Regions from separate parts of the Homo sapiens genome. Here region 2 is linked to region 1. Evidence: read pairs that join two places in POLR2A ChIA-PET (ENCODE). Cell type or tissue: PC-9. All regions are shown on one strand. Each heading gives the region's core, and the rest is flanking DNA. Links, peaks and the distances in the headings are about the cores only. Region 1 has its middle 33 kb from the start of TASOR. Region 2 has its middle 68 kb from the start of ARHGEF3.

Region 1 (5,384 bases), core at 97-5,096:
CCATGGTTAGTCTTTTTAACTTTAGATTTATAATAGCTGAGTAGGTGAGTAGTGGTATCTCATGGCATTAATTTGCATTAACCTAATGACTAGTAATGTTGAGTATCTTTTCATATGCTTATTTGCCATCCATATATCTTCTTTGGTCAGTGTCTAAATCTTCTGCCCATTTTAAAATTGGGTTGTTTTCTTATCGTTGAATTTTAAAGATTTTTTTCTTTTTTTTTCTTTCTTTTTTTTTTTTTGAGACAGAGTCTCACTCTGTCACCCAGCCTGGAGTGCAGTGGTGCAATCTTCACTCACTGCAACCTCTGCTTCCCGGGCTCAAGTGATTCTCCTGCCTCAGCCTCGCGAATAGCTGGGATTATAGGCACCTGCCACCATGCTCTGCTAATTTTTGTAGTATTAGTAGAGACCAGGTTTCACCACGTTGGCCAGGCTGGTCTCAAACTCCTGATCTCAAATGATCCACTTTCCTCAGCCTCCCAAAGTGCTGGAATTACAGGTGTGAGTCACCACACCTGGCTGAATTTTGAGATTTCTTTATTCTGGATTCAGGTTCTCTGTCAGAGATGTGATTTGCAAATATTTTCTACCACTCTGTGGCTTGTCTTTTCAGTGTTTTAATCCATATCTTGAAGAACAGAAATTCTTAATTTTAATGATGTCTTAGTTATCAATTATTTTCTTTTATGGATTATAATTTGTGGGTCCCATTTAAGAAATCTTTGCCTAACCCAAGGTCACAAATATTGTCTCCTGATTTCCTCTAGAGGTTGTATAGTTTTTGGTTTTACATTTATGTCTATGATCCATTTATTTTTGTATAAGATGTAATGTAAAGGCCTAAATTATTGGGTTTTGTTGCATAGAAATATCCAATTGTTCTAACAATATGTATTGAAAGGATTATCCTTTATCACTGAATTCACTTTGCAACCCTGTTGAAAATCAATTGACCATATATGTTGGTTATATTTCTGGACTCCTATTTGTATCTATTGACTGTCCATCTTTTTTTTTTTTTTTTTGAGACAGAGTCTCCCTCTGTTGCCCAGGCTGGAGTGCAGTGGCGTGATTTCAGCTTACTGAAACCTCTGCCTCCCAGGTTCAAGCGATCCTCCTGCCTCAGCCTCCCAAGTCGCTGGGATTATAGGCACACATCACCATGCCCGACTAATTTTTGTATTTTTAGTAGAGACAGGGTTTCACCATGTTGGCCAGGCTGGTCTTGAACTCCTGACCTCAGGTGATCCATCCTCCTCGGCCTCCCAAAGTGCTGGGATTACAGGCATGAACCACTGCGCCTGGCCACTGTCCATCTTTTTTGTTTGTTTGTTTTGAGATGGAGTTTCGATCTTGTTGCCCAGGCTGGAGTGCAATGGCACGATCTCAGCTCACCACAACCTCCGCCTCCTGGGTTCAAGCAATTCTCCTGTCTCAGCCTCCCGAGTAGCTGGGATTACAGGCATGTGCCACCACACCCGGATAATTTTGTATTTTTAGTACAGACAGGGTTTCTCCATGTTGGTCAGGCTGGTCTCAAACTCCTGACCTCAGATGACCTGCCTGCCTCGGCCTCCCAAAGTGCTAGGATTTCAGGTGTGAGCCACCACGCCCAGCCCCAACTGTCCATCTTCATACCAGAATTACACTGTCTTGGCTATTGTAGCATTATAGTGAGTTTTGTTTGGGTAAGTCTTTCAACTTTGTTGTTCTTTTTCAGAATTGTTTTGGTTATTCTAGTTCTCTTAGATTTCCATTACTATTTTAAAATCAGATTGCCAATCTTTACAACACAGCCCACTTAGATTTAGGATTGTATTGTGTTAAATCTATGAATTAATTTGAGGGAGAGCTGACATCTTAATATTGAGTCTTCCATCTATGAACATGGTATATCTTTCCATTCACTTAGGTCTTCTAAGTGTTATTTCTTTTTATAATTTTCAGTGTACATTTTGCATATTTTTCTCAAAGGTATCGCTAAGCTTTTCATATTTTTGATGCTAAATGGTGTTGTTTCAAATTCAAATGTGTCACTGTTCATTGCTATCATATAGAAATATAATTGCTTTTTGTATGTTTATTGTGTATCCTGCAAACTTGCTAAGCTTATTCACTAGTTTTAGTTGCTTTTTTGTATATCCATAAAATTTTCTACCTAATCATGTTACCTATAAATTAAGACAGTTTTACCTTTCCTTTTACAACTGGGATGTCTTTTATTTATTTTTACTTACTACATTATTTAGGATCTCCAGTACAATATTGAATAAAAGTTGTAAGAATGAGCATCCTTTTTTTGTTTCCAATCTTAGGGGGAAAGCATTCAGTTTTTCAGTACTGTGGGGCTAGTCATAGTTTGTTATAGATAGCCTTTATTAGAGTCAGAACATTTCCCTGTATTCCTAGTTTGCTGAAGATTTTCTTTTTTTAATCAGTATGCTGAATTTTGTCAAATGCATTTTTATGCATCTATTTTTTTTTTTACTTTGGTAATTTGCATTGACTAATTTTTGAATGTTAAAGCAACCATTTGGCATCATTTTCTTTGCTTCAAGGATTTTTTTTTTTTTTTGAGTCAGTGTTTTGCTCTGTCACCCAGGCAATGGCGCAATCTGGGCTCACAGCAACCTCCACCTCCCAGGTTCAAGCAATTCTCCTGCCTTAGCCTCCAGAGTAGCTGGGATTACAGGTGCCCGCCACCACACCTGGCTAATTTTTGTATTTTTAGTAGAGACGGGGTTTCACCATGTTGGCCAGGCTGGTCTCTTTGGCCAGGCTGGTCTCCAACTCCTGACCTCGTGATCCAGCCCCCCCCGCCCCCCCCGCCCAACCCCCCACCTTGGCCTCTCAAAGTGCTGGGATTACAGGTGTGAGCCACTGTGCCCGGCCAGGATTTTCTTTAGTATTTCTTGTAATGCTGGTCTTTTGGTAATAAATTCAGCTTTATGTTTGAAAGTCTTTACTTTGTCTTTGTTTTGGAAATATATTTTCACTGTGTACAGAATTCTAGGTTGAGCTATTGTTCTTTCAGTTTTTTTCTTTTCTTCCTTCTTGTTGTTTGAGACGGAGTCTTGCTCTGTTGCCCAGGCTGGAGTGCAGTGGCACGATCTCAGCTCACTGCAAGCTCTGCCTCCCTGGTTCACACCATTCTCCTGCCTCAGCCTCCCGAGTAGCTGGGACTACAGGCACCCACCACCACGCCTGGCTAATTTTTTTTGTATTTTTAGTAGAGACGGGGTTTCACCTTGTTAGCCAGGCTGGTCTCGATCTCCTGACCTTGTGATCCGCCCGCCTCGGCCTCCCAAAGTGCTGGGATTACAGGCGTGAGCCACTGCGCCCAGCCATCTTTCAGTATTTTAAAGATATTCCTCACTGTCTTCTTGCTTCCCTTGTTTCCAATGATAATTCTTCTGTAATCCTTATCTTTGTTCCTCTGTAAGTAACATGTTTTCCTCCTCTGGCTGCTTTGTAAGATTTTTCTCTTTATCACTGGTATTGAGCAGTCTGACTATAAAATGCCTTGTTGTGGTCGGGTGCGGTGCCTCACGCCTGTAATCCCAGCTCTTAGGGAGGCCGATGCGGGCGGATCACGAGATCAGGAGATCCAGACCATCCTGGCTAATACAGTGAAACCCCGTCTCTACTAAAAATACAAAAAGTTAGCCAGGCAAGGTGGCGGGCGCCTGTAGTCCCAGCTACTTGGGAGGCTGAGGCAGGAGAATGGCATGAATCCGGGAGACGGAGCTTGCAGTGAGCCAAGACTGCGCCACTGCACTCCAGCCTGGGCAACAGAGCGAGACTCCGTCTCAAAAAAAAAAAAAAAAGCCTTGTATTTTTCTTCTTCTTGTGTTTGAGGGTTCATTAAGCTTCTTGGATCTGTGAGTTTATAGTTTTCATCAAGTTTGGAGAAATTTTGGCTTTATTTCGATTTTTGTTTCCTGCCTCTCTCCATGTCTTTAGAGATTCCAACTACATATATATTAGGGCACTGAAAGTTACCTCATGCTCTTACACTGACAAAGCCATCAAAATGGGAAGGAGAGGGGAGAACAGCAGCATAAGCAGCTGGCAGAGGCAGCAGAAAGGAAAGAAAGAGACAGGAAGTCAAAGAAAGAGACAGAGAGGAAGAGATAAAGAAGGAGTCAGAGAGAAAGAGGGACAGACACAGGAAGTCAGAGAGAGAGTTAAAAAGAGAGGAAGAGACAAAGGAGAAGTCGAAGAGAGAAAGAGAGAGATGTAAGTAGTAAAGAAAAAACAGTGTACCCTATTCCTTTAAAAGCCAGGGTAAATGTCTATCTACCCAGCCAAGGCATATTCTACTTATGTGGATCTTCAACCCATATCTGCCTCTCAGACAGTTTGCAAGAAATAACGAAATCTATCCTTGCTTTATAATCCCAAATAGACTCTTTGGCAGCAGTGACTCTCTAAAACCACCGAGGCCTAGACCTCCTCACTGCTGAGAAAGGAGGACTCTGCACCTTCTTAGGGGAAGAGTGTTGTTTTTACACTAACCAGTCGGGGATAGCACGAGATGCTGCCCAGCGTTTACAGGAAAAGGCTTCTGAAGTCAGACAACGCCTTTCAAAGTCTTATACCAATCTCTGGAGTTGGGCAACATGGCTTCTCCCCTTTCTAGGTCCCGTGGCAGCCATCTTGCTGTTACTCGCCTTTGGGCCCTGTATTTTTAACCTTCTTGTCAAATTTGTTTTCTCTAGAATCGAGGCCATCAAGCTACGGATGGTCTTACAAATGGAACCCCAAATGAGTTCAACTAACAACTTCTACCGAGGACCCCTGGACCGACCCGCTGGCACTTTCCCTGGCCTAGAGACCTCTCCTCTGAAGGACACTACAACTGCAGGGCCCCTTCTTTGCCCCTGTCCAGCAGGAAGTAGCTAGAGCGGTCATCGGCCAAATTCCCAACAGCAGTTGGGGTGTCCTGTTTAGAGGGGGGATTGAGAGGTGACAGCGTGCTGGCAGTCCTCACAGCCGTTGCTCTCTCTCGGCGCCTCCTCTGCCTGGGCTCCCACTTTGGCGGCACTTGAGGAGCCCTTCAGCCCACCGCTGCACTGTGGGAGCCCCTTTCTGGGCTGGCCAAGGCCAGTGCTGGCTCCCTCAGCTTGCAGGGAGGTGTGGAGGGAGAGGCGCGAGCGGGAACCTGGGCTGCGCGAGGCACTTGTGGGCCCCCTGGAGTTCCGGGTGGGCGTGGGCTTGGCTGGCCCGCACTCGGAGCAGCCGGCCGGCCCTGCCGGCCCGGGCAATGAGGGGCTTAGCACCCGGGCCAGCGGCTGCGGAGGGTGTACTGGGTCTCCCAGCAGTGCCAGCCTGCCGGCACTGCACTTGATTTCTCACCAGGCTGTAGCTGCCTTCCT
Region 2 (5,384 bases), core at 124-5,123, 150 kb after region 1:
CTGGTGTTAACAATTCCACATCCATATGAAATCATGTGTATATTTCACATTCCTTCTATCCTCTTGTCTTTAGCCTGACTTATTTATTAGCTCATAAAAGCCTGGTATTATTTTTACCTATCTTGCTTTGTATATCACAAGGTCTCTTCAGGTAGACCTTGATTTTCCTTTTGTTGTACTGGTTTTCTTTAAAAATGAGGGAAGGCAAATATGTATGTAGAGGAAGACATGTTCTTAAAATGTTGCCAAGATAAATCCAGTTCATGTTTACAGTAACCTTCCAAAGACAGCATGTAACATATGAACAACCAAGTAGCCACTCAATCATTTATCCAACAAATGTTTATCGGACACACAATGCCAGACACTGCCCCAGATGTTGATAATATGGCAAAAACAACAAAATAAAAATTATATTCTACTGTGAAGAGACAAATATAATAAATTTAAAAAATACATAATGTGGCAGGTGATGATAAAGGCTATGAAGAAAAAATAAAGTCAGATAAGAAGAGAGGGGAGTGCCGAGGAGTTAAAATGCTATTTATTTATTTATTTATTTATTTATTTTTTTGAGACAAGGTCTTGCTCTGTCACCCAAGCTGGAGTACAGTGGAGAAATCATGGCTCACTGCAGCCTTAACCTCCTGGGCTCAAGCAGTCCTCCTGCTTCAGCCTCCCAAGTAGCCAGGACCACAGGCACACCACCATGCCTGGATAATTTTTATATTTTTCATAGAGACAGGGTTTCGTCGTGTTGCCCAGGTTGGTCTCGAGCTCCTGAGCTCAAGCAATCCTCCCGCCTCAGCCTCCCAAAGTGCTGGAATTACAAGTGTAAGCTACCGCGCCTGGCCTGGAAATGCTATTTCACATAGTGGGACAGAGGAAGTCTAAGAATATTTGAGCAGAGAACTGAAGGAAAATGAGGAAGACCAGGTTGGAGGCCCTAGACATCCAGCCACTGTGGAAATGAAGAGGGCATGACCATCTGGAGGAAGTGATAATGGTGTGATTCTGGCTCTATTTATCAAACCATCACACTCTTGATCACATCTGCTTGGATATGAATCAAACTTTACAGAATAAAATCAATAGCAAAGGCATTTTGTTAAATACTTCTACTAATAACAATGTACAGAAGTGGCTCATTTCAAACAACCTCGTTCTCCCTAAAATGGAACAGTACCCCACAACCACTCTACATGAACAAAATGAAAGGTCCTCTCTAGATGTAAAAAACCCTAGTGATGTTTCTTTGAAACTCAATGCTTCTAGAGCCTAATGCCTAACTGTAAGGAGAGCACAGATGCAAAGCCCACCACAAAGTATAATTTCTCAAGGTTGGCTTTTACATAAAATAAAGTGAAGCACCTTCCCGACTGAACCTTTGAGTTAACCAGCTAAAAGCAAATAAGTTAATTTCAAGGATATTCTTTTTTTGTTTGTTTTTTTTTTTTTTCGAGACAGAGTCTCGCTCTGTCACCCAGGCTGGAGTGCAGTGTGGTGCGATCTTGGCTCACTGCAGCCTCCACCCACCCTGGGTTCAAGCAAGTCTCCTGCCTCATCCTCCCAAGTAGCTGGGAGTACAGGCGTGTGCCACCACATCCGGCTAATTTTTATATTTTTAGTACAGACGGGGTTTCACCATGTTGGCCAGGCTGGTCTCGAACTCCTGGCCTCAGGTGATCTGCCTGCCTCAGCCTCCAAAAGTGCTGGGATTACAGGCATGAGCCACTGCGCCCAGCCAGTTTCAAGGATATTCTAAGAGAGAAAAATATTACCAGAAAAGAATCCATAGTAAAATTTCTTTCAAAACCAACCAAGAGTCAGAATTGATCCTTTGGAAAAAGGAGAAAAACAACCATGGGTACAGCTTAGATGCGCCTTCTCTGTGCTTGGTTAACTTGTTTCAGAAGCAAGAGTGCAACCCCCACTTGTCTGCAGATGAATGAGTCTTAAGTTTAGCTTCTTTCAGTGGCCCGTGTATGATGTATGGCAGAGCTCAGTAAATGCCAGTTGATTGAATTAGTGGACGCGCTGAGTGAATGCACTAAAGAATGAACAAATTAACTCATTAATTCTAAAACAATATTTTCTTCAATGGAATTTATATAGAGCTGACCAGCAAAATCGTCCCTTTCCTCTGCCAAATAAAGACAAAGAAGCTCTTTAGATTTATTGATTTTAGTGCTGAGTAGAGGATTCCTGTTTTGGAAATTGATATTTTGAGGTACGTGAGGAGTTAAAAAAAAAAAAGTTCCATTTACAGTATTATAAGGGGAAAAGGTCAGTCTGTTGGGAATAAACCCATTCAGGTTTCCCTGCAGGATTGCTAAGGAGTTAATCCAAACCTGGCATTGTGACCACTGAAGATAAGCCCGTGATTTCGTTTCAAATGTTTCACCTTCAATATCAGTCATGAATGTTATGCTTATAGAGAAACCACCTGCTCATACTGAGTCAGCTCTCTCCGTAAAATGATCAGCACATCGCAGGGTAAGTTAAACAGCAGGGTAGAGGAAGACACACAAACCACGAGAATTCTCCTGGTCACTTCATTCTTTTAACATTTCTCTGAAGTTACCCAAGAATTTCAGTGTCCGTCAAGTAATGTAAAATTCTATGCATGGTAAGATCAAGGGCAAAAGTCAACATATCTCCTTCTCTTCACAGAGAACAGGTATCAGACACAATTGAGAAAAGTAAGAAAAACAGACAAACAGCTTCTGCAATTGAAACCAGGAATATATAACCAGATCAAAGATGAGGCTTGATATAATTACATAAATCATTTAGGGGTAAACTCAATTAGCTGGGCATGGAAGCCCAGATGAAACTTCCTAACCAGTATTATTTACATAATTTTCAGGTGGACAGACCCAGGCTCCAGCCTGGAAAAAAAATCAGAAACAAAAGTATTACTTTCTAGTGACTTCTTACAGCAAAAATCTCAGTCAAAATAGTATTAATGATAAACTGAATACATTTTAAGGCAGTTGAAAGGTAAAACTTGTCAATATAACATTCTTTAAATTCACAACTACAATTTATATATATATATATTTTAAATTATGCATGACATAGAAGGAATATACTTCTGGATATATAAGTTTAAGAGTTACAAACACTGTTATTTAAATGAAGTGTACCTTACTACTTGCTCTGGGGTGTAGAGATAGTCATTGTTTGTTATTGGGAAGTATTGGACACAACAAAAATGTTTCTCAGTGGAGAACTGCATTAAAAATAAACTATACCCATCTGTTTTATGCAATAATAAGCAGCAGTTTAAAAGAATAAGATACAGCTTACACTAAATTAATGGATAAACAAACTGTGGTACATCTATACAATAAAATATTTTTCAGTGATAAAAAAGTAGCGAATTACCAAGTCATGAAAAGACATGGAAAAACCATAAATGCATATTACTAAGTGAAAGAAGTCAATCTGAAAAGGCTATATACTGTATCCTTCCAACTATATGGCATTCTGAAAAAGGCAAAAGTATGGAGAGAGTAAAGAGATCAGTGATTGCCAGAGGTTAGTGAAGAAGGGGAGATGAATAGGTGGAACAGAGGATTTTCAGGGCAGTGAAAGCATTCTGTATGAAACCATAATGGTGGATATGTGTGATTACACTTTTGTACAAACCCATGGAATGTACAAAACCACAAGTGAACTCTAATGTAAACTATAAACTTTGGTTGAAAGATGATGTGTCAATGGAGGTTCATCACTTGTGAAAAATGTGCCACTCTGATGGAAACTGTTGATAATGGGGGAGACTATGTATACATCGACTTGGGGGCATATGGGAATGCTCTGTACTTTCTGCCTAATTTTGCTGTGAATCTAAAACTGCTCTAAAAAAAAAAAGTAAAGTCTACCCTATATAGAAGAAAAAGACAAGGCATTCCTCCTTTTGCTTTCGGAGGATGCCCTATTCTGTAACTGAATAGCTTTCAATATACTATCTCTTCTCACAGCAATCAATAAATAAATAAAATCTATTTAAAAGGGAAAAAAGCAAGTTGAAAATTAAAATAAAAACAATGACAACATGTCTTTAAAAAGCCATCACAAACTAATTTTTACATATATATTTATCTATCTATCTAACTCTATCTAAATATCTGGAAGGAGACAGTAAACTGATTATTACACCTAAGGAGGTAAGTGGGACTGGGGCATGGTAGAGTCACTGTTAGCTCTATCTCTGCTGTTTGATTTTTAAATGATGAGAATGTATACAATGTTACTTGTATAATTAAAAATAAAATTGTTTTTCTCTTTAAAATATTCACTTTATATTTTATGCTAAAGAATTTGACAGTAAATGAAAGATATGACATTTTACCCCTAAACACTTCCATATTCATCTCTAAAAAATAAAATATTTTTCTATCCCCAAATTATTTTTTCAACAGTAGAAGCAGAAAATATTTTCTACTAAAATACTGAGGTGGCTCAAGTTATCTGTTTCAAAAAGCAATGTGTAGATGGGCATATGAAGCATTAAAAAACTAAAAACTAAAAACAAAAACAAAAAACAAAGGTTAAAAAAAGCAATGTGAAGGACCAGTAAGCTAAGCTGTTCTCAAGGAAAAATCTAAACACCAAGTGCTGAGAACTGACTTCATGACTATTACATGGTCTTCCTAAAAACAACTTTTATATAATGTTTTACATTCTTACCTTTACTAACACTAATAATCTCACATACCAACAGGTCAAAATCTATTATTCTTATATTTTTTGCAGTCATTTGTATTACAAATGTAATATAATAGAAAAGCTTATCATAACAGACTGAGTGTCTTAAGCAGGGATTCATAATCTAGAATTCTCAGACCCTCAAGAGTTCACTGAATAAAATTCAGGGCATCTTCAAGCTTAGATGGAAAAATGAGATACATCTTTATTTTCACCAATGATTGAAATTTAGTATTTCTTTCCAGTATGAATGGAGGCTACAGATCACAGAAGCGTTCTCAGACCTGTGACTGTCAACACAGAAATCACTATATTTTCAAATGACAGTGTAGTTGGTGTAGGTATTTCAAAATATCATTTATTCTTATTCTTATCATATCACTGAAGGTGTATTACTTATTAGACTTGTTGCCAGATGTTACTTAATGCATTAAGAAGCACATGCTCTAACCACAAATTTGTTTTTAAATATTTTTATAACTATATTTCAACATAACTGGTTTGCTATAACCTTGTGAATTTTGCTTTGGGCACATATAAACAGTCTTTGTGGGGAAAGGGGTGTTCATAGGTTTTGCAAAATACCAAAGCTCAGGAATCCTTACAACTTAATCTCCTCATCCCCACAATTCCATTCTCCCAATCTAAGGACTATCCACAATACAGTG

The links. ChIA-PET counts read pairs that join two places held together with the same protein. Peaks named below come from ENCODE experiments on the same cell type or tissue, not always from the same donor. Only the 100,000 strongest peaks of a DNase experiment are listed, where the experiment ranks them.
Region 2: POLR2A ChIA-PET joins it to region 1 with 5 read pairs; 3 of 35 experiments call an interaction of 5 or more read pairs at or near these places.

Annotation. Positions count from the first base shown.
Region 1 is chr3:56,713,784-56,719,167 of GRCh38, forward strand. No RefSeq gene overlaps it. Among named protein-coding and RNA genes, the nearest start is that of TASOR, 33 kb to the left of the region's middle. In PC-9, for the core only: no CTCF peak of the experiment used is centred there; no DNase peak of the experiment used is centred there.
Region 2 is chr3:56,866,917-56,872,300 of GRCh38, forward strand. It overlaps a transcript of ARHGEF3 not described here. Among named protein-coding and RNA genes, the nearest start is that of ARHGEF3, 68 kb to the left of the region's middle. In PC-9, for the core only: no CTCF peak of the experiment used is centred there; DNase peaks (open chromatin) are centred at 2,465 and 3,695; H3K4me3 peaks cover 876 bases; H3K27ac peaks cover 2,625 bases.